Linked DNA regions of Homo sapiens: region 2 is linked to region 1. Evidence: chromatin loops called from intact Hi-C (ENCODE). Cell type or tissue: psoas muscle. All regions are shown on one strand. Links, peaks and the distances in the headings refer to the core of each region. The heading gives the core; the rest is flanking DNA. Region 1 overlaps BRINP1 (BMP/retinoic acid inducible neural specific 1). Region 2 has its middle 210 kb from the start of BRINP1.

The links. A loop is a pair of places that touch in the nucleus more often than their neighbours do. Peaks named below come from ENCODE experiments on the same cell type or tissue, not always from the same donor. Only the 100,000 strongest peaks of a DNase experiment are listed, where the experiment ranks them.
Region 2: it touches region 1 in a loop (4-fold over the local background); 4 of 110 quality-filtered maps call a loop at or near these places.

Annotation. Positions count from the first base shown.
Region 1 is chr9:119,212,671-119,228,132 of GRCh38, forward strand. It overlaps BRINP1 (BMP/retinoic acid inducible neural specific 1), which reads right to left. Exons shown (of 8, transcript NM_014618.3): 6 at 1,249-1,485. Among named protein-coding and RNA genes, the nearest start is that of BRINP1, 150 kb to the right of the region's middle. In psoas muscle, for the core only: no CTCF peak of the experiment used is centred there; a DNase peak (open chromatin) is centred at 4,451.
Region 2 is chr9:119,147,070-119,163,811 of GRCh38, forward strand. No RefSeq gene overlaps it. Among named protein-coding and RNA genes, the nearest start is that of BRINP1, 210 kb to the right of the region's middle. In psoas muscle, for the core only: no CTCF peak of the experiment used is centred there; no DNase peak of the experiment used is centred there.

The DNA of each region.
Region 1 (15,462 bases), core at 97-8,096:
AGACAGGAATGCTTTTTTGCATGAGTCCATTTATTTAACAGGTACTTGAGCACATATTATATGTTAAGTACCTGCTTGGCATCTCTTCTTGGAAGTCTCAAGGATTCTCAAGCTTATCCTATAGAAAAGTGAGCACATGGTCTTCTTTCCAAATCTTTCAGGGTGTTCTAGCTCAATGAAAGATATCAACATCTATCAAGTTGTCTAACATGCCTATCTAAAGGAGGTTTATGAGTATCACCTCAATATCCCTTTTCTCTTCAACTCTTGTAGACAATCTAACATCAAGCTCTGCCATTTTTTCCTTCTAAATATGTTGGCATATCTGCACATTTCCAGTTTTTACAACTTGTACCATCTCCTTAACCCACATCATGGTCATCTCTCTCCTAGGCCCTTTGTGCCTCCCATTGGTCTACCTGTAATCACCTTCTCATATCTGCACCATAGTCAGATACTTCCATTTCTGTTCTTTTTTAAGGTAGACTTCCTTGACCACATTGACCCCCAACTCTACATCGTTTGTTCACAGCAACTCCTCCCTTTTTACAGACGTATCCTTGACATTTCCTAATCATTGGCATGGTTACATAATTAATGCCTGGCTTTCCAACAAAACTCAAATGTCCATGAAGGTAGAGATCCTACTTCAGACTTCATCCACTTTAGGAGCTTGGATGACTGTCTTTCCACCCCTGAAACTCATTTTTCTGAACTATGAAAGGCAGAAAATAACTAAGATACCAGAAAAGAGACTTTGAGCTTTGATAGTCTGTAGATTCTTTGGATATCTATATCTCTATGCATATGCACATATAAATATACACATAGAGGTATGTTTATCTAGTTATAGAGATGGACAGAAGTGTGTGGGTGCACACACAAACACATACACACACAAATATCCACACACACATACACAGCCCAAGGAATCAATACAACTACCTCTGACTCTTCCCTCTCCAGAGGCTTCCTATGCAGATTTATTCTTTCTGTCTTCTGGGTACGACAGAAACAATACATCATATGACCACAAACTGGATTATGCTATTCATTAATTTTATTCAGTTGAGATTTATTGAGTGCCTGCTCTGTGACAGCTATTATACTTGCATCTGGACACTCCAAAGTGAAAGGGTCAGGGTCACTGAACTTTCCCTTGCAGCAGTCCTAATTCCAGTTAGATTAGCTCCCTTTCAGACTTGGCTCAAGGCCACTCATGCAGTGGCACTGAGTGAGACTCTCTACCTGAATTCTCCAGGTCCTTATAAGCTTCGGCCCAAGACTTGGCCATGTTGGCCAGCGTGTACTCCATGATCTGGATGTCCGTGATGGGGCAGTTGCACTGCGGAAACTCCTCGGCACATTGGCAGCGACACTGGCTGTTCTGGCACAGGTACTCCCCCTCCCCATTGCACATGATATAGCTCAAGGCCGACTGGACAAACTTCTCTTGCAGATACTGAGGAAAGATTATCTGAAGACCTGTGTGAGAATAGCAAGAAGGGAAAACAGAAAGGTTTAAAAAAAGGTGTTTCATTAACAATTTCCAAAGGTGATACATAGGAATCTGAAGCTGCTACATTTCTCCCTGTGTATTGGAACCAATATATTTCTGGGCCAACCTAGATCCAGACAGGGTATTATTGGTGAGGCTTCCAGTTGCATCACTTTTACTTAAACTTCTCAGGTCATGACTTTGGCCATCTCTGAAAGGCATACTCTATTCTGTTATAGTAGGACTGAGGCTAGAGCCACATATGGTATATACCTTTTCCATTTGTGGAGAAAACTCTTATTGAAAATATAACATTATTGTTTATTATTCTTTATTTCCTCAAGTGCTTTCCTTAAGTATTTATATAAACCCTATTTATGAAACACAAGTTCTGAGCTAGGCACTAGGCCTGTAGAGATAAAAAAAAAAAAAAGACACAATCCTTGCCCTTGGGGAGTTTACAATATAATCAGCAGGTGTAGACATGGACGCACATCATCATAACATGGCTTTATAGACCTATAGCAGAGAGAGCCATATGAGGCAAATGAACAGCAGAAGACTGCAAATAACATTGTTTAGATAGCAGGGAAACCTTCATAGAGGAGACAGAATTTGGGCTGGTTGAAAAGCAAGTAAGAGAACACTAGGTTAAAAGAAGAACAGGAAGGACATTCTTAAAAGAGGAAAGGCATCATGTGTCTGGAAATTCCTAGTGAAGAAATGAACTTGGATGAATGGAGGTGCTCGTGCTGTAGAAAATAGCTGTAGAGAGGGACAGAGGCCAGTGTGCAAAGGGCTTTATTATATGCTAGGGAATTTGGACATTATTCTGTGGATCATAGGTACACATTGGTAGTTTTGAAGGGTACGAGTAACATAATTAGAGTGATATAATTTAATAGGACCACTGTAACATAAAAACTAACACATCACTAGACACAAGCATCACTAGATAATTAATTTTCTCTTCTTTGCTCTAACAGTGAGGAAGCCATGGTCTACCAATAGGAAGTGACCAGCCCATGGTTACAGGATTAGCACTCTGGATTACATCTCATGATCCTCTCTTTATACTTGAATATTCAAAGTCTTAATACAGAGAGCCAATGATAGAGAAGGATTTATTTGGACATGAGCACTACTCTGGTACCTATGAAAAGTCAGCAGAGTGGTCTATTGTCTGTGGTGCCCAGAGAGAAGGACAGATCTGGGCTAACTTAATTCATTAGGGCACTTTCGCTTAGGACATTTCTCTCCACCTCATTTGGAGCTGCAAACAGTTTTAGCTTCCAATATGAGGTAATGGTTCTACTACTCACTGTGTAAAAGAGAACTGTATTCTTATTTGGATTATTTTTTTTCTCATTTATGCTTCAGGGACACTCCTTAATCCAACTCATCAGGGATTTGCTCAACAAGGTCAGCATTTCTTCCATTTTCTATTCACAGTTGTTTCTAGATTTTTATCTTTTTTCCATTTTCTTCAGGTTTTATATATACTTAAATAAGCCCCATCCTTTCAACCTGTCTTCACATGGCAGCTAAAAGAGAATATTTTCAGAGGGACATTGTGGGAAAGAAGATGATTCCTCCAGCATGCCTTATGGCAGGACACCACACGCTGTAGTAAAAAACCTGGGCATGGCTGCACTGCATGCTGTAGTCAGAAACCTGGGCATGGCTGCACTGCACGGTGTGGTCAAAAACCTGGGCAGGGCTGCACTGGCTCCTCTTCTTACTACCTAAGTCATCTCAAGCAAAATATTCAGCCTGCCTGTTAGGTTCCACTTAGTATCTATGTACAAAGATTATTGAGAGGACTACATGAAAGAATGCCTACAAATTATCTGGAAAAGCTCCTGGCACATAGCAAGCAAACAATAAATGTTGTCTGTTCTTATTTTTGATGTGATGACGATGACGATATTGATGATGATGCCACTCCTCTGATTAAAGTGGTTAAAGGTTTAACAAAACCTTCAGGATTAATGAAAGAAAAACAGGTGTGGGTGTATAATCAAAAGGCAGTCTTCACATATTTGCAGAGCTTTGATAAGCAGGAGGGTTTAGAATTCTGTGCCTGTTGAACCAGCATTGGTGACAGGGCTGTTGAGAAAGGTGTATATGTCAATATGCATGGAAGGGATTCTAGCAGATTAAGCTATACAGTTGAACAACGGGCTGCTGTGAGACTGAGTGAGCTCCACATTGATGAGCAATGAGTCCGTATGGGTTTGAGTGACTGTTTGGGAGGGCTACTGTACAAGGGCATAACACACATACCAAAACGTGAGGTAAAACAAATCAAGAATAAAGTCCCTTCTGAACTGAGTCTACAATTCTTTCAGAGTGTGCAATTCTTTCTGAGTCTACAATTCTTTTAGTCATTTTATCTATATCACCATTTTCTCTTCTAGAGCCAAATTTATTTTTAGCTGATCCCAATCCCCCATAGGCAACTGGGTGTATGGATCGGGGTTAAGTTTCTGTTGCTTAAAGGAACTCTACAGACTATATTCTCAGTTCTATTTTTCTAGCTTGCTCATCATTTTCTTTCTCCCTTCTGTAGGGGATAAAATATTCTATTCTTGGTCCCAGCCCAAAAGGAATTTGGGGAGAGCATTTATAGAAAATTGCGTCAAATCATTTTTCCATTTGGCAAGGATACAAAAGGCAGTATTACCTACCCCATTTAATGCAACTGAAAACAGATGAAGTTTGGGGTTGGGGGTTTTCTGGGAGCAGCTAAAATACAAAACTGGCTGCTCTTTAAAAATGGAAACTCAGAACATGCCGAGCTGTCTTGGAGGCAGAATCTCCTGGGCAATTTCGAAAGAGAACAATGAAGACATAGCAATTAAAAAGCACTTTTCTGTAAAATGTCATTACTGTTTAAAGTTACATAACCATTTCTACGGCAGCGGAGGTTCACACAGCAGTCACAGACAGAGTCGTCTCCTGATGGCCTGTGTCCAACAAAGAGGCCCAGTGCTGAACTCCTACATGGGCGCCTGAATCCTGCCTGCTTCAATGGGAACCATAAATAATTTGGAGGGGGATTTGGCTTGTGAAACCACTGTTTGAAAGATATACAGCTGCCGGCTGGGGTGAAATATTCTGTCCCCACAGTTCCCAAAGACACAACACACAGACACACAGACACACACACACACACACGGAGAGAAAGAGAGAGAGAGAAAAGAAAACTGAGAAAATGAGAGAGAAAAGGGCTACTGTTATTGCCAAGCATATAAATTTTGCCTTAGAAAACCCAGGCAGGCAATAGTTGAGAGTTTTATTTGAACATCAACTCACCCACACTGAACATATGGAATATTTTTCTCCCAATCTTTTTATATATTAAAATAATCTTGTTATAATTTAAAATGGAATGTTTCACTGTTCTGCAGAGCATGTGGGCAATGTATATGTGGGAACACCCAAGATGTCTTCCTTCTCTTTTCCTGATTTGTGCCTCATTCTTTTTCCTTTCAATTCACCTTCGACAGGTGCATCTCACAATATTTTTTGTAGCTTGTATACAGTCTTTGTGTGCTGAGATATTATTTCTCTTTCTCTGTGTCACATGATGGGATATCTCTATTTCCTTGCCTCCCTCCTTCCTCTTATCTCCTAATATTCTCTTCTGTACTGAGAATACATCAGAAAAACCCTGCCTTTTTTTCAGTACCTGCAATACACACATCAATATTGTTCCTCCCATAATCTTTGCACTTGCGTTTCCCTGTGCACCGAATATTCTCTCCTCAGATTTCTGCTTGATCCCTTGTCCTATAATCCAGACCCTCCCAGACCCAGGTTAAAAGGCATCTTCAATTTTTTTCATAGGATTAATTCCTGGCTGAAATTATCTTTTGAATTTGTTTTATTTCTAATAGTTTTTCTATCATCCCCATTAGAGAGTAGGCTCTAGGGAAGAAGGGACCTGTCTGCCCTCTAAGGGCCCCCAGAGTATAAACTAAGGTCAAGCCCAGTGTAGGCTCCAGGCACTCATTTGTTGATCAAATAAATATTTTTTTTTTTTTTTTTTTGAGACCGAGTCTCACTCTGTCACCAGGCTGGAGTGCAGTGGCACAATCTCAGGTCACTGCAACCTCCGCCTCCCGGGTTCAAGCGATTCTCCTACCTCAGCCTCCCGAGTAGGGTTTCAACATGTTGGTCAGGATGGTTTTGAGCTCTTGACCTCATGATCCACTTGCCTCGGCCTCCCAAAGTGCTGGGATTACAGGCATAAGCCACTGCACCCTAACAGTCAAAGGAACTTTGAACTTTAAACACTTCCTCCTGCAAGGAGGAAGTGTTGACTTTGAACTTTAAACGCTTCCTTCTCCAAGATGAAAAGAAAGTGCCTCACGAGGCTTCTGAGGTGTTAGAATTTAAAAATCAGGTGACCTGGCCAAAGTCTCACAACTAAGGTAACAGAACCAGGACTCCAATCTAGGAATTCAACTTGAGTTCTGACACACTCGAGGGTGACCTGGCTTACAACCCCTGTGGTGGCTCCAGCACAGTTGAGACCTCTGGCAATGTTTTATACCCCCTGAAACTCAGGGATTTTTTTTTTTTTTTTTTGGCTATGAGGTTGAAACCCCAATCTCCTTGTATACTAACAAAGAGAGAAAAGGCATAAACTTAAGCCACAACTCGGCTGCCATGGACTGCATGTTTGCGCTCCCTGTCCCCTGCATACATACATTCATATGCCAAAACCCTCACTTGCAATGCCATGGTATAAGAAGCCGGAAACTTAGGAAAGTCATTAGGTTTAGATGAGGTCATGTGGGTGGTGCCCTTGTGATGGGACTAGTGCCCTTATAAGAAAAGGAAGAGATGGGAGAAGAGACAGCTTGTAGCTGTCTACAAGCCAGGAAGCAGTCCCTCCCTCACCAGACACCATATCTGCTGGTACTTGATCTTAGACTTCCCAGCATCCAGACCTGTGACAAATAATTTCCTTTTGTGTAAGCCACCCAGTCTGTGAAATTTTGTTACAGCAGCCTGAGCAGACCAAGACACTGTCATAATTAAGTGTTCAACAAATGTTAGGTTGCCCCCCATTTAACTAGATATCAGATCACATTCATTACCTGGACCAAACTTGAACCCTTCTTGAAAAATCCTCCTTGAATAGCACCATTTGAGCCAGTATAAAACATGCTAAGAATGCATTTTCTTATATGAGGATTAAAATAATTATTATTGGTCTTCGTTTTTAATCACTCCATCATTTTTCTTCTATTAATTTTCCTTCCTTCCTTCCTGTTTTCCTTCTTTCCTCATTTTCTTCCCTCCTTCCTTCTTCCCATTTATCTTTCCTTTCTTTCTTCCCATCTTTCTGCTTCCCTTCTTTCACACATATTCCTGAAGCCCTACTATGTGCCAGGCAGCTGTGCTGTGGATACTAGGGTGAATGAGGCAGACAACTCCCTCTTGTTGTAGGTCTTACTGTTTACTGAGAGAGAGAGAGAGAGAGAGAGAGAGAGAGAGAGAGAGAGAGAGAGAGAAAGAGATGTAAACTAGTTGCTTGGATGCAATGAAACCAGTATTCTATGAGAAGTACAAGTTTTTCAGGGAACACAGGGAAAGAACAATGAACTCAGCATGGACTGGATTAGGGGTGTTAAAAGCACTCTCCACTCTCCTAGGGGGTAGCATTTAAGCTGAGACCTAATGGATACAAGGGCACTAGGGGATGAGGGATCCACAGAAAGAGTAGTCTAGACAGCGGGAAGAGCATGGAAAAGGCCACGGGCATAGAACTCCTTCCAGCTGAGAATCAACTTGGCCCTCACATTTCTTTCTGACTAAGGTTCGTCTTCTTTTGTTTGTTTGCTTACAAGTTCCCTAGAAAAGAAAAGAAAGAGTACTTGCACACAAGAGATCAAAATTTTGAAGGGAAGGGTGACACAAAGCAGAAATCTGTGAGCTCCTTAGAGGAAATAGCATTTCTTATAGTACAAGAAAGATCTTTATTCATTATAAGATGGGATTCTGAGACTCAGGAAAAAAATGGGGCTCACTGTGTTATTGAGTTTCAACCACTGGGAGTACTCAAGTAACAGAAGAACTTTAGGGGACCCTCAAGTTGGATCTCTGGAGACCTTCAACAACATTGATGATATTGCTAGCAGGCACTTGGATCAACTGACCATGCTCTGTGAGGCTGGGGAAAGAAGAATATCTGGAAAAGATAACTGGGAAAGAAGATCCAATCAACAGAAGCTGAAGGTGAACCTAAGACCTGAAGATTATAGCCCAATCTTCATCGCTGACTTTGATTCTGCTCTTTTGCTGACAGGAACTCAGCTTGTTTCTCCTTTTAACAAGTAGTACATTAGGAATTGTTGGAGGAAATAAGAGGTTTAATGCATGCTTCCCACCTCCTAAAGAAACAGAGAGGTTACTCAGATATTGAAAACTAAAGCAAAAAAAAAATTCAAGAACGGGAAAGAAAGTCCTTGATTGATGATTAAAACATTAAAAGTAGTATTGTGTCTGGCACATAGTAGGTTTTTATAAATGTATTTCAAGTATTGAATAAGTCAGTGATCTATTATGAAGACGAAAGAAAATAGGCCTGGAAATAATGAATATGGAAGACTTTGTAATGGCTGTGGGATGTGGGCTGAATCTTGAAACATGAGCATGGTCTGAATAGGTAGATAAAGAAAGTGAACTCAGTATGCCATAGCAGAGGGCATAATTTGGGTCAATCTAAGCCTTTCTTATGCAAGGCAAAGACCATGCATTGTCATAGGTTGTTTTTGGTAAGCTTTATTTTGTTTTATTCTATATCCTAATTACCTAATACAGTGGTATTTTTGATGGATTTGCTCTTTTCTGACCTATTTCATTAGATATTAAATACACGATTTCTTACAGTGCCAAGGGAAGAAGGAAAAAACACAGGTTCTATTTTAGTTGAATATAAATATTTTTCTATCCTGTTCTTGTATCAGAATGTGCCCCCTGTAGATATCTCTGAGCTTTATAGGAGCCCCAGCTGTTGTCTTGTACCACTAAGTTCTGCTTGTCAAATTCTGTCCATTTCCGAAATGCACAAGGTGAGGAGAACAACAGCAAGGACTGCACCTTTTGCAAAAAGTCAGCCTGATCCCCTTCCTTGTGAAAGCCCAGGGATTTCAGACTGGCAGATAAAGGACTTTATGGCTCCAACAGCCATGCTGAACTCCAGTGTAATGAAGGCATGCAGGTCAATTACCCATCTGTTTGTGTTTCTATTGCTGTGAATTACAGTATCCATCGCTGACAGCTCATTGGAGTGGAATGAAAATAAGACAATAATTCACCGGGTGAAACTGTGCAGAAAGGGCGAAAAGGCTATGATCTCATTCAGAAGTTCAGCTCTGTCTCCATGATGGGTCATTTACACTCTGGAAAATGAGGAAAGGCAGATACCTGGGGGTTGGTGAGTGGGTTCCTGCTTCCTTGATATAAGAATTCGGAAATGTCCCCTCCTGGTTAGAGTAATCTTTTGTGTTTGTAAATAAAATCATCTGCTCTGCAGGATCTTAAGAAGATTTGGAATCCTTAGGTGAAAGATACAGGTATATGGAATTCAGCACAATAAAATCACCTTTTCAGCAATCAGACGTTTCAAAGGATGAAGCAGGTTGCTTTGGTAGCAGAGGACTCCCCAACACTGGAAGTGTGGAAGCAGAGTTTGAAAGGTGACATGGCACAAACAAATCTTGGTTCCATCAAAGATTCAGATGGCAGGTGGTAGGGTGGGTTATCATTGACCCACATTCAGTGCTCCTTCTTATAATGTCCCCTCTTAGAGATAACTACACATCCCCACTCTCCAAACTTAAACAAGTTCACATGACATGTTTTGGCCAATGAAATATGAGTGCGAGTGATGTGTGTCTTTTCCAAACAAAGCTATAGAAAACAACATATGAGCTCATCAATCTCTCTTTTTACAAGTCCAACAATGTTCCAGATAGGGGCCATCGGAGGAGCAGAATCACAGTAGTACTGTGACCACCATGTAGCATAAGGAAGAAATAAGCATTCACTTTGGCAAATCACTGAGATTCAGGAATTGTTTGTTAGCACAGCATAACCTAGCTTATACTAACAGATACAGGAGTTGACAAACTATAGCCAAATTGACCTGCAGTCTATTTTTATAAACAAATTTTACTGGAACACAGCCATGCAGATAAAAGAGTTGAGCAGTTGCTACAGAGAACATGCGGCCCACAAAGCCTAAAATATTAATTATCTGGTTCCTAACAGAAAAAGTTTGCCAACTCTTCTACTAGATGACCATCAAGATTTTTTCCAACCTGACTTTTCTATGATTCTGCTCTGTGCTGTTGTTTATTCATTTGTCAAGCAAAGATCAATAAGGCATCCATCATGTGCAGACACTGTTCTAGGTTCTAGAGAAAAGACAAGGAACTAGGAAAGGCAAGGACACAATCCTTGCTGTCATGGAACCTACCTTGTAGTGAGGGAGATAAGACAACAAATAAATAAATAAAAATAGAAAGGATTTATACTGATTAGAGGGGTTGGGCCAGAGGGACTTCCAAATGAGAATTTTAACTTCAAAAAAAGATAATATAGCTTAATTTATGAAATCACCAAGGATAAGGAAGCCAGCATACTTTTTTTTTCAATTTCATAAAATTTCAACATGAACATGTTCTTGAAGCTTTAAGAAGAGGTTGGTTCAATTTAAATATAAGCTTCTTCACAGAAGTCATGATACAAACCAAATTTGGTACCTGTAAGAGTCTGTGCTACCTGATCCCTGGATCAGCTGATGTCTTCAAATTATTCTCTTACCCATCTCCCTTCTTTTTCTTGTTATATCCTGCCATACCATTATCTCTGTTCTCCAAGCATGCCAAGTTCTCTCCTGTTCACATTTTGCCTTCAGCTCTCACTAACTGTTTGACCTTGAAGAAGCTAAGAGGCTTAACTTCTCTGATCCCCAGTTTTCTTATCAAAGCTTCTTTCATAAAGCTAGTGTAAAAATTAAATGAGCTATTTTATATCTTGATTGTGGTGGGGGTTACATAACTGAATATGCTTGTCAAATTCATAGAAGAGTCCACCTCAAAAGGGTATATTTGGCTGTATGTAAATTATATGTCAATGAACCTGAAAATAAAATAACATAAATAGCACTTGTGGAGCTCTTAGTACAGGGTAGTTGTTTAAGTGACATTATTTTCTGACCTTGCCCTGTTTTCTATTCCTTTCTCCAGAAGTCTTATGTGGTCTCAGGTAGTCTCTCTGCTGGCAACCAAAAGCACCTTGCACATATTTCAAATCCCAATGGGACACTTACAGTATCATATGTGTGCTCATGTTCATGTCTCTCCTACTCTATAAGCTTCCTGAATGCAAAACACAGCTCATTCATCTACCATTTCCCTGTCATCTAGCACAGTATTGAGTACCCAGAGTACGTGTTTGAATGAAGGCAATTTTAGACAGAATGTGTTTCAGAGAGGACTGTGGTTCTGTCTTCTATGTTTAGCATGCCCCATCTCTACAGCCATCCCTCATTAGCAAAACCTGTATCTTCTTTCACAATATTACAGCTTGAGACACGAGGCTTTTTAAATTTCATCTCAGTAGTTACAGACATGTGCTCAGAAAGATCTGAGTAAAAAAATACATAGGCACAAAGATATTCTTAAGAGAACAATGGTGCTAAAAGACTTGGCCACTAACTTCAGCAAATAATTTGTTATGGATCCATTGCTATAGATTATGATTCTTGAGGACAATAACTTTATCTCTTTTTTTTGCATTCTTTCCAAGGTAACAAGCCCAGTGCTAGATCATAGTAGGTATGCAAAAATTAAAGTACTCAATTGAACATCTATTAAGAAAGTCCTTTCATTTACCACTTTATTAAGCCAGTTCTATACTGGATGCTAGAGATACAAAAAGTGAATATGACATGGTTTATGGCCTCATGGGGCTCTAGTTTGGCACTAGAAAAAGATTTATAAATGTAAAATGACAATAAAATATATGCATACATATGCACGAGTTTGCATAGGAACAAAAAAGAAGACCTCTCTAACTTTTATAATAGTAGAGGAGTTTGGGAAAGTCATTTTGTACAGGATTGAACCTGAATAGTATATATGGTCCAGCATTTGCCAAGTTGTATGCCACAGAATCACAAATCTGCAAATATGCCCAAACCCAAATACATTCAGAAAACTCTGTACTTAATTCACCTCTTTAGACTCATAATACATATTAGCACAGTCAAGACACTGAGAAGTCCTGCAGTAAATAAATGTGGTTTATGTTATTTAATCCAGTGTTTTAATATTAGGGCACTTTTGCTAAATTACTGTGTGGTAACGAATAACCTCAAAATCCCAGTGGCTTATAACCACAAAGGTTGATTTGTTGCTCATATTTCGTGTCAGCTGTGCTTTGGCTCTGCTCCAGATGTCTTCTTCATTTCAGATGTAGGCTAAAGGTGCAGCCTTTTTTCAGGAATATGCCATTCTTATGATAAAGGGAAAAGAGCAAAAGCCATGCCAGACAATGTCTCCTAAAGTGTCTTGCCCAAATGTGTCATGTACCATGTCTCTCACATTCCATTGTCCAAAGCAAATCACATGGACAAGGCCAATGTCACTAAAATGGAAAGTCACAGAGCCTCCCACAGTGCAGTGCTGCCAGTCACATGGAAATGCACTGTATGTATATAATCCTCTTAGAGGAAACGAACAATAATGTAATAATGAAATCTGCCACAAAATACACTTATTTTTACACCAAATCTTTTTTTAATTTAATTACCATATGATTCAGCAATTTTACTCTTAAGTATATATTCAAAAGAACTGTAGACAAGCATTCAAATGAAAACTTGTAAATGAATGTTCATAGCAGCACTATTCATAGTAGTCAAAGGTGGAAACAACCCTAAATGTCCACTGACCAATAAATGAAAAACTAAAATGTAGTATATGTATACAATGAAGTATTAATTCTGCCATAAAACGGAATGAAGTACTGATACATGCTACAACATAGATGAACCTTGAAAATGTAAAATGGAGGAAGCCAGACACAAAATACCACATATTGTATGATTCCATTGATTTGAAATACAGTTATCCCTTGGTATCTGCAGGGGATTGGTCCTAGAATCCCACCCTCCCACCACCCTCTGATACCAAAATCCATGAATGCTCAAGTCCCTTATATAAAATAGCATAGTATTTGCATATACGCTCCACATATCCTTTTTTATACTTTAAATAATCCCTAGATTACTTATGATACTTAATACAATGTAAATGCTATGTAACTGCTGTTACACTGTACTAACTTTTTGTACTTTTTATTGTTGTATTATTATTATTAATTTTTAAATAGTCTCTATCTGGTTGGTTGAAGCCACAGACCCAGAACCCACGGATATGGAACTCAAGGGTATAGAGGGCAGACTGCAACCAGAATAGGCAAATCTATAGAGGCAGAAAGCAGATTAGTAGTTATCAGGGGCTGAAGGGAAGGGGAAATAGAGAATAACTGCTTAGGGGGTATAGAGTTTGTTTTGGGGGTTGTGTAAAGTTGTAGAAATAGTAAGGATATTTGCACAACATTGTGAATGTACTGTTGCTAAATTTAACACTTAAAAATGATTAAAGTGTTAAATTTTATGTTGTGTATATTTTGCAACAATAAACAAATAAGATTCAAAACAAATCGATTCGACAGTTCAAATAACTTTAAACCGTAAACATTTATTGAGCATCTACTATAAGCTAAACACTATGAGAAAGAGAAGCAAATAATGAACAAATGAAAAAGCATATGGTTTCTCCTCTCAGCGATCTCAGTTACAATTTAGTGGCAGACGTGTACAATTGTACACATAAGACAAGACAGAATGTATCTGGAATATAATAGAGGCACATTAAAAATGCTTTGTTGACAGTGCAAAAGGAGAGCTTAATTCTAAGGTAAGTTGTTAGGAAGAAGATAAGAAGTGGCCCAATCATCTTAAAAAATAAACAGGCACCATATCTCCATGGAGTCAATAAACTAATTATCATGGGTAACTTATTTAGGTTTTGGCCATCCTGATGCCTCATTTCTGCACAATCAATGAGATCGACAAGGAATCTAATGGGACATGGTTGTTAAATAGACCAAATTGCCACATCAACCATTTATCTCTCACGATTTCCATGCTGCGTACTTGGCCACAAGTTTATTTGAATGGTATAGCCCCACATGGCTACATACCAAGAAGTAACTCCCTGATACTCCTTCTCTCAGCATCAGTTTATACCCCATCAGTTTGTGCTTGCTTAGAATTCTTTACTCCTTCCTGCCCAAGTCTGAGTCTTTAAGTTCCCTCCAGATTCCAGGTTTCTGTAGGTCAGAAGCAGCTCTTTTTACAGTCATATACTCCTGGGTTGCTGCAAAGCCTAGTATCATCTATTCTAGGGTTTTTTTTTGTCTTCTCCGGTTATAGATCCATTTCAGAATATGAGAATAATTATGGAAATCGGTCACACCTACACAAGTTGGCAAGTAATTTTAGGAAAATCACAGACTGTCTAAAGTAAATAGCAGAACCTAGAAAGGTTATGGTGCTGGCACATGGAAAGGGCTATATAAATTCCTGATCTAGTAAAAACCATGACTATTATATATATGCCCCAGGTTGGGAAGCAAAATTATGTAGAGTTTAAGAATACCAGCACTGAGTGGATCTGGGTTCAAATTCCTGCTCTAAAAGGTAGTTACTTAACTTCTGTGAGCTTCAATTTTCAAATCTGAAAAATGGGACTGTGTTGAGGTTTACATGAAATATTCATGTAAAGAAATGAGCTCTATACCTGGCACATGATAATTATTCACAAATAATAGCCGTTATTGTTAGTATTCTTATTTTATGAACCCTCTTGGTTTTTAGATCAGGTGCTTTCTATGTGATTTCCAAATAAATGAAGAACAATAGCTCTGAGATACATGTGTTCTTATTCCCATTTTACAGATTAAAAGACCTAAGGAAGCTCAGAGGCCTAATTAACTAGTCTTTATCACTGGCAAATCTTCTCTGCCCATCCTCCTCATTCTATCCGATTTCTAATTAAATCTTCTCTGCCCATCCTCCTCATTCTATTCGGTTTCTGATTGAGTCTTTGATTGATATCCTCAATCCCTTTCTTCTTGAGAAGAATCCTTCTCCTCTGGCGAGCATAGAACAAGGTGCTCCTATGTTCATAAAGTAAAAGCAACAGTTGGATGCAGCTAGCTGGGTGGAAATCAGTAATCTCATTTTTCATGAAGACACGAAAGGCACTGCTCTTTCATTGAAAGGGCCTCATCGGCAGAGCCACAGGAAGCCAGGAACATAAATTCCCATTAGTGCCTCCAGGTCCCTGCTAACTGGACAAGAGAGGCTGTAGGCATGAGCCATTGCTTGTGACTCTAGACTAATTCCTAACAAAGATGATTCACCCCAAAGCTGCTGCTGAGACCAGGTACTGGCAACAATCACTTAGTGTATCACCCTGAGGTTACAAGTCCACATAAAGTGATGGGCGTGTGGGAGAGGAGGGGGCTTTAGAAAAAGGAGACCTATTCACTCTCTGTCTTTTCATCCTCTTTGAGCCTCAATTTCTTCATCTGTATAGTGGGGAGCATGATCCCTAACTCTTAGTTGGTGGGATGGATAAATGGGCTAGTGGTTATAAGCTCAATGTCTAAGAAGGATAGCATCTCAAAAAAATGTTATTTTTAAACATTTCTCCTACACTTTCTTTTTCTACTATTTGTTGCAAGATGATTTTGAAAATAGTCATCTTCGCTCCATCTGTGACGTCTAGCTACTGAGAAATGGGATTACCGACACTACTCTTCATCAGACTGCTCCTCTTGCTCTGCCCTGTCCTCTCCCTCTACCC
Region 2 (16,742 bases), core at 3,002-11,001, 63 kb before region 1:
AATTGCTTATCCAATCTGCATGGGGAAAATTATATCTTCCCTTACATCATCACCTATCCAGTCACCCACTCAGAGTGAATAATGTCAATGTCAAGAGGATTTGCTAGGCCACTGTCTGGCTGTGTTTATAGTGGTCCCAGAATATTTGAAGCTTTAAAAGGCCTAAAACTTAATAAAATAAAAGAAAAAAAAAGAAAAAGGATTTCTAACAACTACACTCCTGCTAGAATGACAAATTTTTAAAAAGTTGACAGTACCAATTGCTGGTGACAACATGGAGCAACAGGAACTCTCATTCGTTGCTGCTGGGAATGCAAAACGGTACGTTTTGCACGCTTTGGCAGTCTCTTACAAAATCAAACATTGTCTTGCCATGCAATCCAACACTTGTGCTCCTAGGTATCTACCCAACTGATTTGAAACTTTATATATACATAAAATCTGCACATAAATATATATAGCAGCTGTATTATAAATGCCAAGAGCTGGAAGCAACCAAGTCCTTCAGTATGTGAATGGATAGACAAACTGTGGTACACCAATTCAACAAAGCGATTAAAAAACAAGTTATCAAGCTATCAAAAACATGGATGAACCTTAAATGCATACTGCTACGTGAAAACCTCGATCGGAAAGGCTACATATTCTATGACTCCAATTACAAGACATATGGGATGGTAATTTGTGGCAATAAAATTACACTCTCTTCATAAAATAAAGTAAAATGGAAGGGAATGGAATAAAATGAAATGAAACAAAACATAAACCTATTTCAACACTGCCCTTAATCACTATAACAAGCAATTTCAGCCAGCATAATACTGAACAACTGGAACAGCAAAGACACCAGCCAGTAAGAACAGACTCTCAGCATACTGAAGCACTGTGGCTGCGTTTCAGCCCCATGTCCCGAAAAGAAACCACCGTATTCACAGATTCCATCTCCACTTCCTAGACACACAGTAAGACTTGCAGTAGGCTGAAATCATATGACTCATTCTGGACAATATAATGTGGCCTAAAGGAATACACAACATATTCAGGTCTGATTTCTAAAATCTTCAGTAAGAACCTCTCTCTCTTCTGTAATAATCCGTGGAGGCCACATATTTAACATGCTGACATTGCAAGGAAAAAGGCATCTGGATCTTCAGGTTTCTACTTACAGAGGAGACACCAAGAGGAGACACCCAACTGACATTGGACTATGATACGGAGAGAGAGAATTTTATAATGTTATGACACTGAGATTTTGGGATTATTACAGTAAGAACAACCTTCCTAACTGGTTATTTATCAAGCCATTTGACATCTATTTCTATCAATAATAAAATATCTGAGTTCATGATTTGAGTTTTAGAAGGTTAGGGCAGGCAAGAAAAATAGAAATTACTAATACCTGCCTGATTGCAGACTGGACTCACATTCTTGTTTAAAATGGCACTATTTACTTCCAGAAAGACCTACTGAAGTCTATGTTAAACAAAAGCCTATGTGCACTATCTAGTTCAGAGAATTCTGAATTGCATGCTTAGATCATTGAGGACAGTTGATTGTGAAGCTGAAGATGTCATTAATTAAAATTATATTAATAAAAAGAAAGTTTAAAGTCATTATAAAATACTTTATCTCATTTTTTCTCCTCATTGGTGTATATGCTGATCGATTTTAAAATGTTGAGGTTTACAGGGGTGAAACACAAAGTCAAGATCATATATTCAATTAGGAGAAGAAGCAGAGGTTAAAACTCAAAACTGTTAGACCCCTAATCTAGTGCTCTTTCTTTACACTGTGCTTTCTCTGAGCCTATAAATATGTTCCAGTCTCAAGGGAGGTATCTGGTCAATTCAACCTCATGTTTATCTCAAGAATCAAACATCAAAATTCAAGAATGACCAGCAAACACTAAGGCCCTTTGAAGTTCCCAGTGCACTGCCTGGATGGATATTTGCAACAGCCGGAATGCGGTCTGGCTATTAGGCTGTGGCACTCAGTGCTGTATGGTGTTGAGGGTAGGGGCTTTCTTTTGGCTGACTGTGGCTTTGAATATCGCCTCCGTAGTGCACCAGCTGTGGAAACCTGGACAATTTCTTCCCTATCCCTGAGCATCAATCTGTGATTATTTGTGGTGAAAAAGTAAATTCTATCTTCAAAGTGCATGGAAAATTACCTGGAACAAATAAGATATTCAATTCACCTGCAGTCATTGTAATGTAATCATTGTAATGGTAACCAATAGGATTTGGAGAAGTTTAATGGGAGGTGTTTAGCACTTCTAATGGCTTATAAGGTATTCAGTTACCACAGAGTCTACTGTGCTGGGTGTCAGCTGCCTCAGTTTGACCAAGACACCTCTGAACTTCTGTGGAACACATACAAAGGCAGAATCAACATCCTCCTCGACTTCTCCCACAATCCTGCCATGATCATAACAGGTGGTTGCTGATGCAAAGTAAGAGATATTCAAGGCTCCCTTCATATTCTAAATTGAATGGATTGCCTGATTGTTTGCTTCCAACAATGGTGGCCTAAAGATAAATTTTGGAATTGTGGTACAACAGCTTCTCACACTACTTACCAAGTCTTTTCATTCATAAATGCTGAATATGACTCAGCTTTACTTAATATATACTATTTGGAGGGAAGAAAGACCTGTTAGGTATTCAAAAACTTTAGTGATTTTTTACATGTTTATGTTGATGATAAAAATAAGAATTCTTTACAGAAAATACTTAAAAATATAAAGTAGAAAATAAAAATCACCTTTTCTCCTACCCACCATAAATATGCCACTTCATTTTAAGAGGTTTCCATTGTATTTTTAATGTGTGCTCACATGTATTTATGTGTAGATACAATATGTCTCTAATATATTTAGCATTATGGAGAGGATTAGGTTTGGTGACTATTTTAAAAGATGTGTAGCCTTATTTTTTTCCAACTCTACAAAATAACAAACTAAAGGAAAGGTTTGCCAAACAGGAAATTTGTATTTGATGAATAAGTCTTTAGCCTTAATAAACAAACACAAAGGAAATTGTATGTTGATGGCCCTTGTGAAATCCCTACAGTGTCTGGAAGCACTGCCTTTTAAACAGGTGAAACATTCTCTTCCCCCTGAGGTCTTATTTCCATCATTAATTTATTTAGAAAATCTTTTTTACTTCTGGATAACACAAAGTTATGTTTGAGTACAGCCTGAATTAGTGGAGCCTGAATTAATGAGATTTATCTTTATTTAATTCAACTTCTTCAAGCATGTATTCTTCCAATAAAATCACCTCAGGATGCAAGAATGAAACAGTAATGATTAAAATATGCAAGAGCAGAGTGCCAGTTCTGAGCATACCTTAAGAAATCGATGAGACACCATTAAGGCTTTAAATCATGCCCCCAAACCAGGAGGTGAGTGGATTGTGTTTCAGCTTGGATAAGCAATTCCAGGCCATACGCTTGCCATAGAAAGTACAACACAACCTCTAGGTCTCTGGAGGTGCAATTTGAGCTCTGCCGGCAAAAGCCTTGCAGAAGTTGCCAAGGCAGGCTGCAAGGCCCAAATCTGAATGGCAATTGAACTGGTACAGACTGAGCACTAGGCTCAGTAGAGCATCTGGTCCAAACCATCATGGTTGGTGAGGGATATAGGTACTGAGGGCACTTAGTCAAATCATGAGTGGGTGTTGGGAATAACTGAAGAATGGGGCAAAAAGAGGTAATTGGAAGTTGGGGAGAAAATGGGGAGCTGATGTGAATGACAGGGCAGAAGTAGGTGTTTTTAGAGTGCAAATAAGATGTACCACTCTCTCATCTATATCTTGACTGTATCCTGCAAATAAGTCTGTCTTTGTTTTGGGAGTCCATGTTTCTATGTTTCATCAGCATGCTCTACTTCTTAAAACTGAGGGTAAACCCTTTGAGGCAAGGACTTCATTGTTCTTGCAGCCTCAAAATATAGATTAACATTTAATACATAGCTAATGCTTAATGAGTGCTCAATAAATGAACAAATGAATGAATGAAGCTGAGACACAGAAGCCTAATGTTTCACAACAGCTTTTTTTAGTCTATAAAAGGGGAGAGAGTTGAGACAGGACTAAGAAGTGGCTGATGGGGCCAGGTCTGAATATCTGGCCACATTCTGATAGAGGCAAAATAGCTTGAGAAGAACTAAAGATTTATGCTTATCTTATATTTCAGGCACAGTCTTTTAGAAATAGTCCTGGGTCTTTAGGGAGGGAGGTTGTTTTCCTCAACTATATGGTGCTAATTGAGTTCAATGAAGGTTGTTTATTGCTTTTTTGTATTTTAAACATTGGCAGTATCTTATGTCATGGAGACCCTCAGAGTCAGAAGTCAACAATAAAAAGCACAGTGTTTGCCATGAGGTCAATGTAGAATGTTGTCGGAGGACATGTCCTGGCCTCCAGGAACACTGGGAGTTCTAGTTCTGGCAGCACTGCTGACTTTCTGAAATATCCAAGCAATTTTCTTTCCTCTCTGTCACTGAGTCTGCATAGAAGGGCACCTATTAATCAGAAGCATGTTCCATGAATCTCTCTACTTCCTCACTTATTCCTCATGTAAGAATGCAGTGACTGTTCTGACAGTTGTGTTTGAGAGATCAAGTGACTTTCTGGCTCTGTCTCCTTGCAAAGTCGTGCATCAGTCTTCTCCCTAACATGCCATAAGCTTGGGAGGGAAACTCATTCCTCACAGAGGACTGTAGTCATCCAGGGCCATTTGTGACTGGGTGGGTGTACCCATAATTCTGGGATGTAGTCATAGAGAGCCCTTTATCATGTGCACCTAAGCCACATCCACAGTCCTCTCCTTTTTCAGTGAGACAGGCAAAACATAGATCTCCAACTGTTTAACCATTCTCAAGGTCAGCTGGTTTAGACTGCAGGTGACTTTGGACCCCCTAAAACACCATCAAAGAAGGCACTTTACCTTAGTGAGCCCAGGAGTCCTTATTCACAGAATGGATATGCCAGCTCAGTTGCTCTCAGGAGTGTGAAGAGGAATAAAGAAGATGATGAGTGGGGAAGCAGATAGTTATATAGGGGTGCCCATGACTACCCTGAAGCTTGATGATTTACTGGAAGAACTCACAGAAGTTGTTATATTAACTGTTAAAGAGCATTACAGCAAAAGACACAAACTAAAATCAGCAAAGGGAAAAGTTGTATAGGGTGAAGTCCAAGCGAAACTGCTCATGCAAGCTTCCAGGTGTCCAGTCCTTGTGGAGTTGCATGGACACTTTAATTCTCCAAGCAACATTGTGTGATAATACATGTGAAGTGTTGCCTCACAGGGAAGCTCACCTGAATCTTGATGTCCAGGATTTTTAGCAGGGACTGGTTACATAGACATGCAACATCTGTATAACTGATCTCAACTATTTTGATTCCAGATCTCCAGAGCAAAAACAGGGATTCACCATAAACAACACTTATTAGCAGAAGCTATCTGGTCAAAATGGTACAGCATGGCCCATGGCCCTAAGCATACAAAAATACTCTCATCAAGCAGAATAAAGCAAGGCTCAGAACCCCTCTCCTAAGAGTTGGCCAAAGACCAGCCCTGAAGACAAATCTTGCTTGGGAATGTGCACGGTTTAAGTAACCCAGCTCTGCTAAATTAACTTTTGTTTTCTGCCCAATATTTAATTATAAAATGCTCATCTATGAGATTAGGTTTCCTACTATAATAGAAAAGTGCTGATAATAATGAGATCTGTATTTCAACTAGAAGTTTGGTACACTCAAGCACACTGTAAAAACTTTCTGAATTGAGGAAGATTTCTAGTACATTTTCCTTTGCTTTGAGGTAGCAAGCCATTTAACTGCAGTACCAAGCACATAGTAGGTGCTCACATTTGCTTGATTTGAAAGAAGGAAAGAATGGCTTAATAATATGAGCGTGAGTGTCAGACAGAGCTTGTGTGACTCCTGCTACTCCAAAGTTTCAAGACCAAAGACACTTGCTGAGAATCAGTTTCCTATTTAGTAAAATGAGGGTGGCCATGTGTATCTTGCCTTCAGAGTCTTTTAGAGAATTAGAGATATAGATGCACACGTCAGTGTCAGGCACATAAGTGATAAAATGGTCCTGTTTCATAGCCATAGTCAGAAGTCAATTCATCCTAAGAAGGCCCACTGCTTACCTATGACTTTATTCTGCATGTACTGAACTGTCAATAAGACAAACCACCAAGAAACGTTTAAACAAGGATATGGTCATGCCAGACCTTTGCTCTGATAACTGTGAGAAAGTGCCTCAACCCAAGGATGTGCATCTTCTCATACAACAGGATCCCTGCTTTTTTTACACTCAGCTTGAGGTTTCCATTCACTTTCCTTCTTATCAGATGTCTGAAAAGTACATATTAAGGCTTCAAACATTTTATTTTTTAATCAGCTTATTAGAGAGTTCCACATACCATAAAGCTGTTATATGGCAGCAAATCCCAGCTGCTGTGAAGAGTTTCTTGCAATGTGACAGATTTAGGTCAGTGTCATTAACAAACTTCCAGATTGATGTTGCCAGCTTGATGATCACAGAAGATGGCAATTCCCTTTGCACGGGGACGGAGGAAAAGAGGATTTGTCACACTAGATAATTCTGCACATTCTGGCCCAGGCAGAAAAGATGTTAAATATCTACATGGGCTTTCAGCAGAGCATTGGAATTGGAGTCAAAATGTTTTCAATCTTGCCTTGTCTCTGCAATTGATTCACTGCATGATCTCGGTGAGGTCTCTTTACTGCTTGGGCCTCTGCCTGTGCGTCTCTGAAATGAAGGAAATAACATATGAATGCTTCTTTTTTTTTATTCAACAAATGCTTACTGAGCACATACCTGGTGCCAGACATTATGCTTGCAGTAGGAATGCAACAGAGATCAAAATAAGTATTCCTCTTGCCTTAATATACATTGTGACTTTCTAGTTGCTCTATTTATATATGATGGATATTAGTTTATTCCACAACATACAGATGCTAGAAATGTTACATGTCTTTCTTTTTAAAATATATTATTTCTGGTTCTGAATTGCCTCCCACCTGATTAGCAGGATGACCACTGCACTCATTAATGAAGCTCCCTGCAACCTCCTTCTGGAGACTGCATCAATTCTGCACATATGGCCCCAGGAAAATGAGGCAGAGGTCCGGTTAGTGGTCAAACCACTGCCTTGCAAACAGTCTCTGGAAATGTTGTGAAGGCATCCTTTGAGGGTGCTGCTTCCATGGAGAGTCACACTGAGGCCACTTGTGGTGTCCTCTTAATGGTCTTACAGTCTTCACAAGAGGACCTAGATACTGGCCTCAAGGACACACACCAGGCATCCATTTTCCAAGGCACCTAGGGCAGCAGTTGCATTGATCCAGTTCTCCGTAGGAAAGCAAAATGCAGGTCTCTATCCACCCATTCTCAGGACATCTGAGCCGGGATTGCCCAAACAACCATTCTCTCTTTTGATTCAAACACATATCTCTCTCCACCTGGCCTCTACCTACCTCTACAATGATTGCCTAATTTTTAATGGGCCACTGTATTCGTTTGCTAGGGCTTCCATAACAAAATACCATTGGGTTATTTAAACAACATACATGTATTTTCTCAAAGTTTGGGAGGCCAGCAGTTCTAAAATCAAAGTGTCAGCAGTTTCGGAATCTTCTGAGGCCACTTTCCTTGGTCTGTTGATGACTGTCTTCTTGCTATGTACTCACAAAGCCTTTTCTCTGTGGACTTACAACCCTGGTGTTTCTTTGTGTGTCCAAATTGTCTCTTCTGTAAGGACACTAGTCAGATTGAATGAGAACTCACCCCAAAGCCTCATTTTAACATAATCATCTCTTTAAAGGCCCTATCTCCAAATATAGTCATATTTAGAAGTACTAAGGGTTCAGACTTAAAACGTATGAATTTTAGGGGTACCCAATTCAGCCCATAATATTAATCATCACTACTGCTGCATGGGATGCCATTTTTCTAAACTCGGATAACAATGGCAGCTATGAAGATTTGCAATTCAGCTATTCTGTTAATCTCCCAGAGGGAGTTGTTTTTGTGTGTGTGTGTTGTTGTTGCTGTTGTTTTCAGGACAGCCTCTGAAACGAAAAGGAAGGTGTGTTGTTGTTGTTGTTGTTGTTGTTGTTGTTTCAGGACAGCCTCTGAAACTAACAGGAAGGTTTTAGAGGCTGCTGGTCCTTCTCAAAGATAGAAAAGAGAACTTAGAAGACAAATACTGCAGTATGTGCATGGTACATATGAATATACAGAAAGGAATTATCATATGGATGGTTACCTCTTGTTCATTAATCATGAGCCTATATTCAAGAAAATAAGACACAGTTAATCTCTCAATTGGGGTATGCTGCTTCATTTATAATAATAATGAATAATATTAGCTATATTTATTTTGTTTATACTATATATCTGTGCTTTATATGCAGAATCTCCTTTGATTCTCCAATTTTAGAAAGATATCGTAAGGATCAAAACCAGAAATTTGTGCAGATAATGTGCTTTCAGAGGAAGGGTGAAGAGGAACCAGTATTTATTTTGTTCCTTCTAGTGCAAGGTGCTATTCCAGATATTTTCTCTTCATAGTCTCTTTTAATCCTCACAACAACCCCATAAGGTGGGCAACAATATCTTCATGTAAGAATAATAAAATTAGTCTCAGAGAGATTAACTAACTTGCCAAAGTTCACCCAGCTAAGTCATAGTGCAAGCCAAGATTCACTCACAAGGGAAATTGACTCCAGAAGCAGTGTGCTTAGCCACTATTCTAAAAAGGTGAATGGTTAGGATGAATATTTTGGGTCATCTCTGTTCTGGACAGAACTCAAAATGAGACAGGTCTTTTGGAGCGGATCAGTTCCTGGGCAAGTAGTTGGTTCACACACAGCTGCTACAGTGTGTGGGAAGATAACTACTTCAATGGGTGTTACCTGGTATAGGGAGGATGAAGATAATAGAGAGTAATGGAGAGGTAGTCTAATCAAACAGCATCGGGGGCAGCCATAATAGTACATGGAAATGGGTGACAGGGATAAGCCCTATGACTGATAGTCTTGTAACAGGCAAAGACAGAAGAAATGACAGGTAAATGGATGCTACAAGCTCATGTGCAAGAGCAGGACTCTATACATCAAAGAAGGAGTGCGGATGTGGCAAAAAAAAAACAAAAAAAAAAACTAGCAAGGTTCCCTTTCTTCAGGGACAGGGAATCTAAGAAGGAAATCAAGGAGTTCAAGAGACTGGAGCAGGGATCCAAATACTGTGGTACAACAATAGAGTAGGATGGGATAGCAGAAAGGCTGAATGGATGCTGGGTACTTTTGATTATATTTCGTCATGCTGGAAATTTTGCAATGGCTGCCAGTAGCTCTTAGGATAAAGTCCAAAATCCTCATATGACTTGCAAGACTTCGTCATATGACTGCCTAATACCCTTATCTTCTGCTACTACTACTCTGTGTCCCCATCCCCAGTTCATCCACTTCTCTCATTTCCAGCTGAACTGGACCACTGCCTAAACTGTGTACTCCCCATGGAAAAATGTTTCCTTTGCTCTCTTCATTCAATTTGACTTATCATTCAAGACTCCTATTAAACATCAGATCCTCAGGTGCTTTCTGCAACCTTCCCCTCCCGGTCCAATCTAGGTTAAGAGTCCATGTCGTGCACTCCAATAGCATCTTAAACTTCCCTCTCCTTAACATGTATCACACTTAAAAACTAATGCTCAACTGCCTATCTGAACTGCAAGCCTCAAAAAATATGCGTTGAATGAATTAACATAGAGTTGAACTTTAACACCTTCAGTCTCTACTGACTAAGGATAATATTTTCTCCATATCTTACTTTGAGATTGAACTTGTAGGTGGTAACCAAGAGGCTGCAGCTATTGGGAGTGATTGCCTACAGGAGCTGGCAACTGGGTGATATGGTTTGGCTGTGTCCCCACCCAAATCTCAACTTGAATTGTATCTCCCAAAATTCCCACATGTATGGGAGGGACCCAGGGGGAGGTAATTGAAACATGGGGGCCAGTCTGTCCTGTGCTATTCTCGTGATAGTGAATAAGTCTCATGAGATCTGATGGGTTTATCAGGGGTTTCCACTTTTGCTCCTTCCTCATTTTTCTCTTGCCACTGCCATGTAAGAAGTGCCTTTAACCTCCCATCATGATTCTGAGGACTCCCAGCCATGTGGAACTGCAAGTCCAATTAAACGTCTTTTTCTTCCCAGTCTTGGGTATGTCTTTATCAGCAGCGTGAAAATTGACTAATACACTGGGCATGTCCTGCTGGCCTCAATTGCCACATCAAAATTCAGTGAAGCAGACTCACCAAGTTCTTGGCTTGGCAAATCTCTCTTAACCCACCAAGTGTTTGCAGTGCTTGAAGAAAATAAGAATAATATTTTTCTCTATATTTTTCCACTAACTTAGATGGATTATTTTCCCCTTTACCTGCCTTCTGTTCATCCTTACCCCTCAGAGGACTCTCTTCCCAGTTGCCTCCAATTTGCTGGTGTCCCTTGTGTTGGAGGAGGGGTTTTAAAGGAAAGTTTGGTCCTTTTCAGGACTGCAGTAGCAACCCTTAATGCTACTAGGACAGAACTCACTCCACTGTTCCTGGTGGGGTTGCTAAGCAACATCCCTGATTGCCTTGAAATGGGGTGAGGCTATAGGAAGCTTTGTCAGGGGAGAGGACACTGGGAACAGTCGCTGGGAGCTCCTTCCCTTACAAATTTAGTCTTTCATTCTCTTGTTTCCAGATTCCCTTTTTTTTTTTTTTTTTTTTTTTTTTTTTTTGGAGACAGAGTCTCTCTCTGTCTGCCAGCCTGGAGAGCAGTGGCATGATCTCAGCTCACTGCAACCCCCTGTCTCCTGGGCTTAAGCAATTCTTCTGCCTCAGCCTTCTGAATAGCTGGGATTACACGTGTGTGCCACCATGCCCGGCTAATTTTTCTATTTTTAGTAGAGACGGGGTTTCACCATGTTGGCCTCAGGTAATCCACCCACCTTGGCCTCCCGAGGTGCTGGGATTACGGGCATGAGCCACCACGCCCAGCCTAGATTCCATTTTAATTATTTAAAAATGATGTCTCCTCTGATGGTACCCTGCTGCCATTTTGAGTTTAAAGTACATTTGTTGTCATTGGTCACTTGTGAACTCCTGGAAGGCAGAGATTTATCTCTAACTCTTCCACTCAGTTCCTGTGCTGGAGAGGATTTCAGAGGAGACACATACACAATAGGGAAGGCCAAGGAGCATAAAGGGACAATGATTCCAAGTCTTGGTCTTGAGCCATGCCTGGCTCAAGGGAATAATGAAAGCTAACTTCAGTTGAATGCTTACTAGGTGCCAGGAAGTTATAGACAGGGCCTTAACTGCACTAACTCATGTAAGCGATGACACCCTGGCAAAAGATGTGTCCTCATGCCAACAAGATGAAGTAGGAGTTATTCTACCTACATGACAGATGAAGAGACTGAGGTTACAGAGATTTAGTAACTTTCCACGGCCACACAGTTTGTGAAGACCAGAACCAAGAAGTAAACCCCTTCAGGCCTTTGGCCCCCTGCTCCTAACCACTCCATATCATCCTCATGTCTTAACACTTGTGCTAAATCAGTAATTGCAAAACTGAAGTTACCAGCCCTTTCTCGTGCCTTGGTTTCCTCACCTGTATGATGGAAATAATAACTCTGTCTTAGAGATTTGTAAGAATTAAATAAGATACATTTTAAATACCTGGGACATCACAGAGGCTCAGTAAAAATTATATGCCTTCTTTTCCTCTTCTATCAATGTGTGCTGAATCCTAAGACTTGACTGAACCTAGAAGAGCAGAAAATGGCATTTATAGTTCCCTTTTCCGGAGACATCACTTATAGAAGTAATGCTTTCGTAAACATTTAAACTTTCTTATTATGATAAGGTGTCTTCATTCTGCCTGTCAAAAATTTCAGTGTCACCATAAGAGACGGGAAATTGGTTCACTTCTTATGGTCAAGGATAAAAATTCTTGGAATTTTGGGATCAGAGAGACACAAATAATATGAGAAAGTAGAAAGACAGAGGATGCTGAACAAGGACAATGATGCCTTCACAGGGCCCCACTTACTGTCTACAGAAGTCATTCCTCCTCCTCATTCATGCTAAAAATCCCCTCAAGCTATATTGGTCTACATTTATTGGACCTCAGATAGGTTTTCACGGGGCTTGGACCAGACTGTTTCCCCGCTCTACCCACTATGATGAAATATGGGAACTGGCTGAGCTGGAGATCAACGGCCTTCATTATGTGCCTTAGTGCTGGGGAACAGACTACAGTTTTCATCTCCTGATCTAAAATACCCATGCCACTGCTCAGTGTCTGCCCATTTCACTCCCTTAGTACCACTCCTTCCCAGACAAGAGTGATGCACAGTCAATACTGCTTTGCCAGAGAGAGCTGGCAGCCCTACCTGGAGCCAGCAGGCTTCCCTGAGGTGTTTGAGAAGGAGTAAGAAATGCATCTGTGCTCTGAGTCAGACTACATTCTTCCAGATGGAAAATCTGCCCTCCAGAACAGGCGGAAGCTCTATGATTCCAGGTGTCAGTACATTTAGCACTATCCAGATACACTTGACTCTGGCTCACGGAGGGATTTCATGGTTCTGTATTAAAGGAGAGGTACCAGATGCCTTTAGAGTCTGAGCTATCCTTACAGATAACTTTCTTAGAGCATTTATTTGTATCTTTTGGGGAAATTGCATTTGGCAAAGTTAGAAGACCTGTTTATGGAGACTGACAAATCATAATTCCATCATGGCCACCTGTCAGATTACTTGGCTGCATGGCCATAGTCAAATTACTTCACTTTTCTAAGTCTCAGTTACTTTGTGTGTAAACTGAAGTGTTAATTAGACCCACCTCACTGGGTTGCCATGAAGTTAAATAAGATGTTATGATCTGAATGTTGGTTATTCTCCTCCAAAAGTAATGTGTTGGAACCTAATACCCAAGTTTTAGGGTATTATAGTTTTAAGAAGTGGGGCCTTTGGGAAGTTATTAAGCCATGACCCTACAGTCGCATTAATTGGGTTAGTGACCTTGTAACAGAAGCTCAAGCTCCCTTGCCCCTTCCACCATGTGAGGAGAACAAAGCAATAAGGCCATCTATGAGGAACAGGCCCTCATCAGACACTGAATCTGCTGATGCCTTAATCTTAGATTTTCCAGCATCTAGGACTGTGAAAAATACATTTTTGTTGCCTATAAATTACTCAGTCTCAGTATTTTGTCATAGCACTCCTAACAGACTAAGACATAAAATAACTTGCATCAAATTCGTACTATAGTACTTGGCTCTCCCTAGTGCCATGAGCTCAACTAATTTTAGTTTATTATTAAGATGAATTTGTCTATCTATCTGTTTATCAAAATTATATTTTTTATTTGTGCCATTTATTTAACAAATAGATAGGCTCCTTACATGCCAGACACTGTTCTAGGTTTTTTAAAAGTACTTAATTCTTATAACACCCATTTTAGGGAGGACCTACTAAGAATCTCCATTTTACAGAAGAAACATTTGAAGCAAGAGAGGTTAAATATCTCAGTCAAGTCACACAGCTGGTATATAGCCAAGCTCTATGTCCCATTTCCTGTCTTGAAATCTGTGCTCTTAGCCACAGCTGTATGCTCCCTGTTATTTTCTCATGTCAGGAATAAGCTTGAGTGTAATGGTGAAATCACTAATCTGGGAATTAGAAAATTTGAGTTCTAATTCTGGTTCTGTAGGTGCCTGAAAATTCAGGAAAAACCCAGAACCTGGGTCTAGTCTCTAAGCTCAGAATACTTTTGTGCACTCACAAAATGTTAGGTGACATTATTATTAATTTATAATTATCTTTTACACCATTAACACCATATAATTAACAAACCCTTGGCAGTGTTTATAATCATCCCTAATTTATAAAGGCATTACAATCTCCTTATGCATTCAGGCCTGTGGCAAAGTCAGTACAATCTCTGCTCCCTGGTTAAAGCTTGAGGGGAATCACTAGACAGGGAAAGCACAGTCATCTCTGGTGACATCAGCACAAAATTCAGACTTTCAGTGTGGGTATCCCTTATTTCTCCCCATCATCAGCTCTGCAGCTTTTTGTTTAAAATTTTTATCCAGGCCATTTTCTTCCTGGACTGGGATAAATACCTCCATCTGGAAGTTTCATGAAGACTATGAAGCCTGAACTGTGGAAAAGGCTCATTGTCCACTCTTAGGGAGAGATTGGCCCTTGAGTAGAATCAACACAGTTTCAGGGGACACCTACCAAGTGAGGGATGTTGGGAGTGGAGGTCAAATATTCAATCAGAGAGCAATTCAACTTGTGATTCATGAAACCTATTTGTTTATTCCAAGCTACTTGGCAGATATTTTTCTTTTACTGATTTAACAATGTCTCCTTCAAACCTCATGCCCACCATTATCCCAGGTTCAGTGATCTAGATGCTTTCTGTCTACTGATTATGCCATATATACCAAGGCATTCTTTTTCATCCTTTAGCCTAACTCTTTACTTGCCAGTTTAGAAGCCTCTTTCTTTCAGTTAATACTCACAAATAATGTATCTACTAAATAAATGTGTTTCTATGATATATTTCAAGGTTTTGTTAAAGTGACCATAACTACCATTCCTATCAAGATGTTTATCTTTATATAAAGACTGCCTTCTCTGATGGGCAGGAGGGTGCTATGCAAGTTATATTAACTTGGTAAGTGATCCTAGTTCAAACTATGCATGAAATAGTGAAAAGGAAACTAAACTCATGGTTTAGACTAGATCAGAGGTACTCACCCAAGGCTGGTAGCATTCCAGAATGTTCAAGAAAAGTTGTTAAGGCATCTGTGAAATATTTTTCAAAAGTGTATATGAAGGTACATTTTTATTGGGAAGGAACCTAGATAGAGCTTTTGATATCGCAAAGAAATCTGTAACTTTCCTCAAATTAATTAAAATTAAAGAGATTTGTAATTTCCCCCAAGTTGACTAGGTGACAAGTTTATTTAGTAAACGTGATGTTATTTCCCACTCATTGGTTCAAATCTATCCCATTGCATTCTTTGCATCCATGTCAATTTGTGAGTTTGCTGAGAAGGGAGGAGGGTTCCAAGACAAAGTAGTGAGAGAATATACTATGTTCCTTGACTGCAAATGCTGACAGTTAGATCCAATACTGAAAAGTAAGGAATGGCATCACATGTGTAACTGCAGGTCCTGGTAACAATTTAGAGAGAGAAGGAATATTGATAAGAGTTTACTCAGGCAGCCTCCTCCTTTTAGGTTTTTAGAGTTGCTAAGGCTGGAGTCACTGATAAGCAATTCTCAAGAAGAGATCGACCTCCACTCAGCCTAAGATTATTATGAACATCCAAGGATTTAGTTGATCCTTAGTTGGAAAAATGTCTATGTATAAAATTTTGGTAACAAGAAATTATATGTTTATATATATGTGGTCTGGCAGCATATATATTTGTGTGTGTGTGTGTGTATGTGTGTATATATCTATATAGATATGAAGAGAGAGAGAGTGTTTGGTAACCCATTAGTATAAATATCATGGGGTTGATCCTTGATTCTTATACTGACTAGAAGATTAGACTAGAAAACCTTTTACTTCCAGACAGTAAAAAGAGGACTAAACTCACGGTCAGTGTTCAAACTTTTGGTATAATCCTCTCTTTATACAAATTCTTTATATAAATTATATAATTATATAATTCAAAAAGTTGAAGTTTTAAAGATCTGTAACATCTTCTTTAGCCCTAAAAGTCTATAATTCCACCTGTGCAGTCTTCTCTCCATTTGTCCTGGTAAATTAATCCTCTGTAACTCTAATAAAGTAGTTTTCCTAAAAATCTATCTTGACTGCCACGAACAGTGCTACATTAGCTTTCTTTTAGTCAATATGTGTCTAACATATTTTTGTCAATTCTTTTATTTTCAACCTTTATCTACTTTTAAATTAATAACTTGTAGTCTCTGGTTTTTTACTGACCAGTTTTATCCAATTATGTTTATTGTGATTATCTGTATAGTAAGTTTCGTTATTGTACATGTTTGTATGTGTCCAGCTATTTTAATGATTCTTTTGTTGTCTTTTTTGCCTTCTTTTCAATTGTTTTTTTCTCTATTAACTTAAAAGTTATAGGATCTGCATCTATTATATTAGGGGTTAATCACCCTTAGTCTTGGACTCTATGGTCTCTACCCCTGATCATTTATCACCGTCTAGTGGATGGATCCGTATCATTATTATCATTTTCTTTCTACATAACAGAGTATAGGATAACATATTTGTCATTTGGATCATTTTATCAATACAGACAACCCAACAAGATACTCCACATTCCAAATTATATTCTTGGACTTGAATAATCCCAAAGCCTCATTCCTATTGTGTTCACCCGTTTTGCTCCCCCATCTTTCTTCCACTTTGCAACATGTAGTCTCTGGACTACATGTAACTTTGATTTTAATCACTGAAGGGAGCTTTGCTGTTAGTGTGACCTCTTCTTGCCCTTCTCTTTGAAGGGGGCAGATGTGCCAGGGTCCAGAATTTTCCAATGATTTTATTTGATAGCTAATTAATGTCCTTCTGTGGTTTCCATAGCAATGCCACGCTTTGCTGCCAGGCCTTATCCAAATAGGCATTCTGTTCACTCTTGTGTCT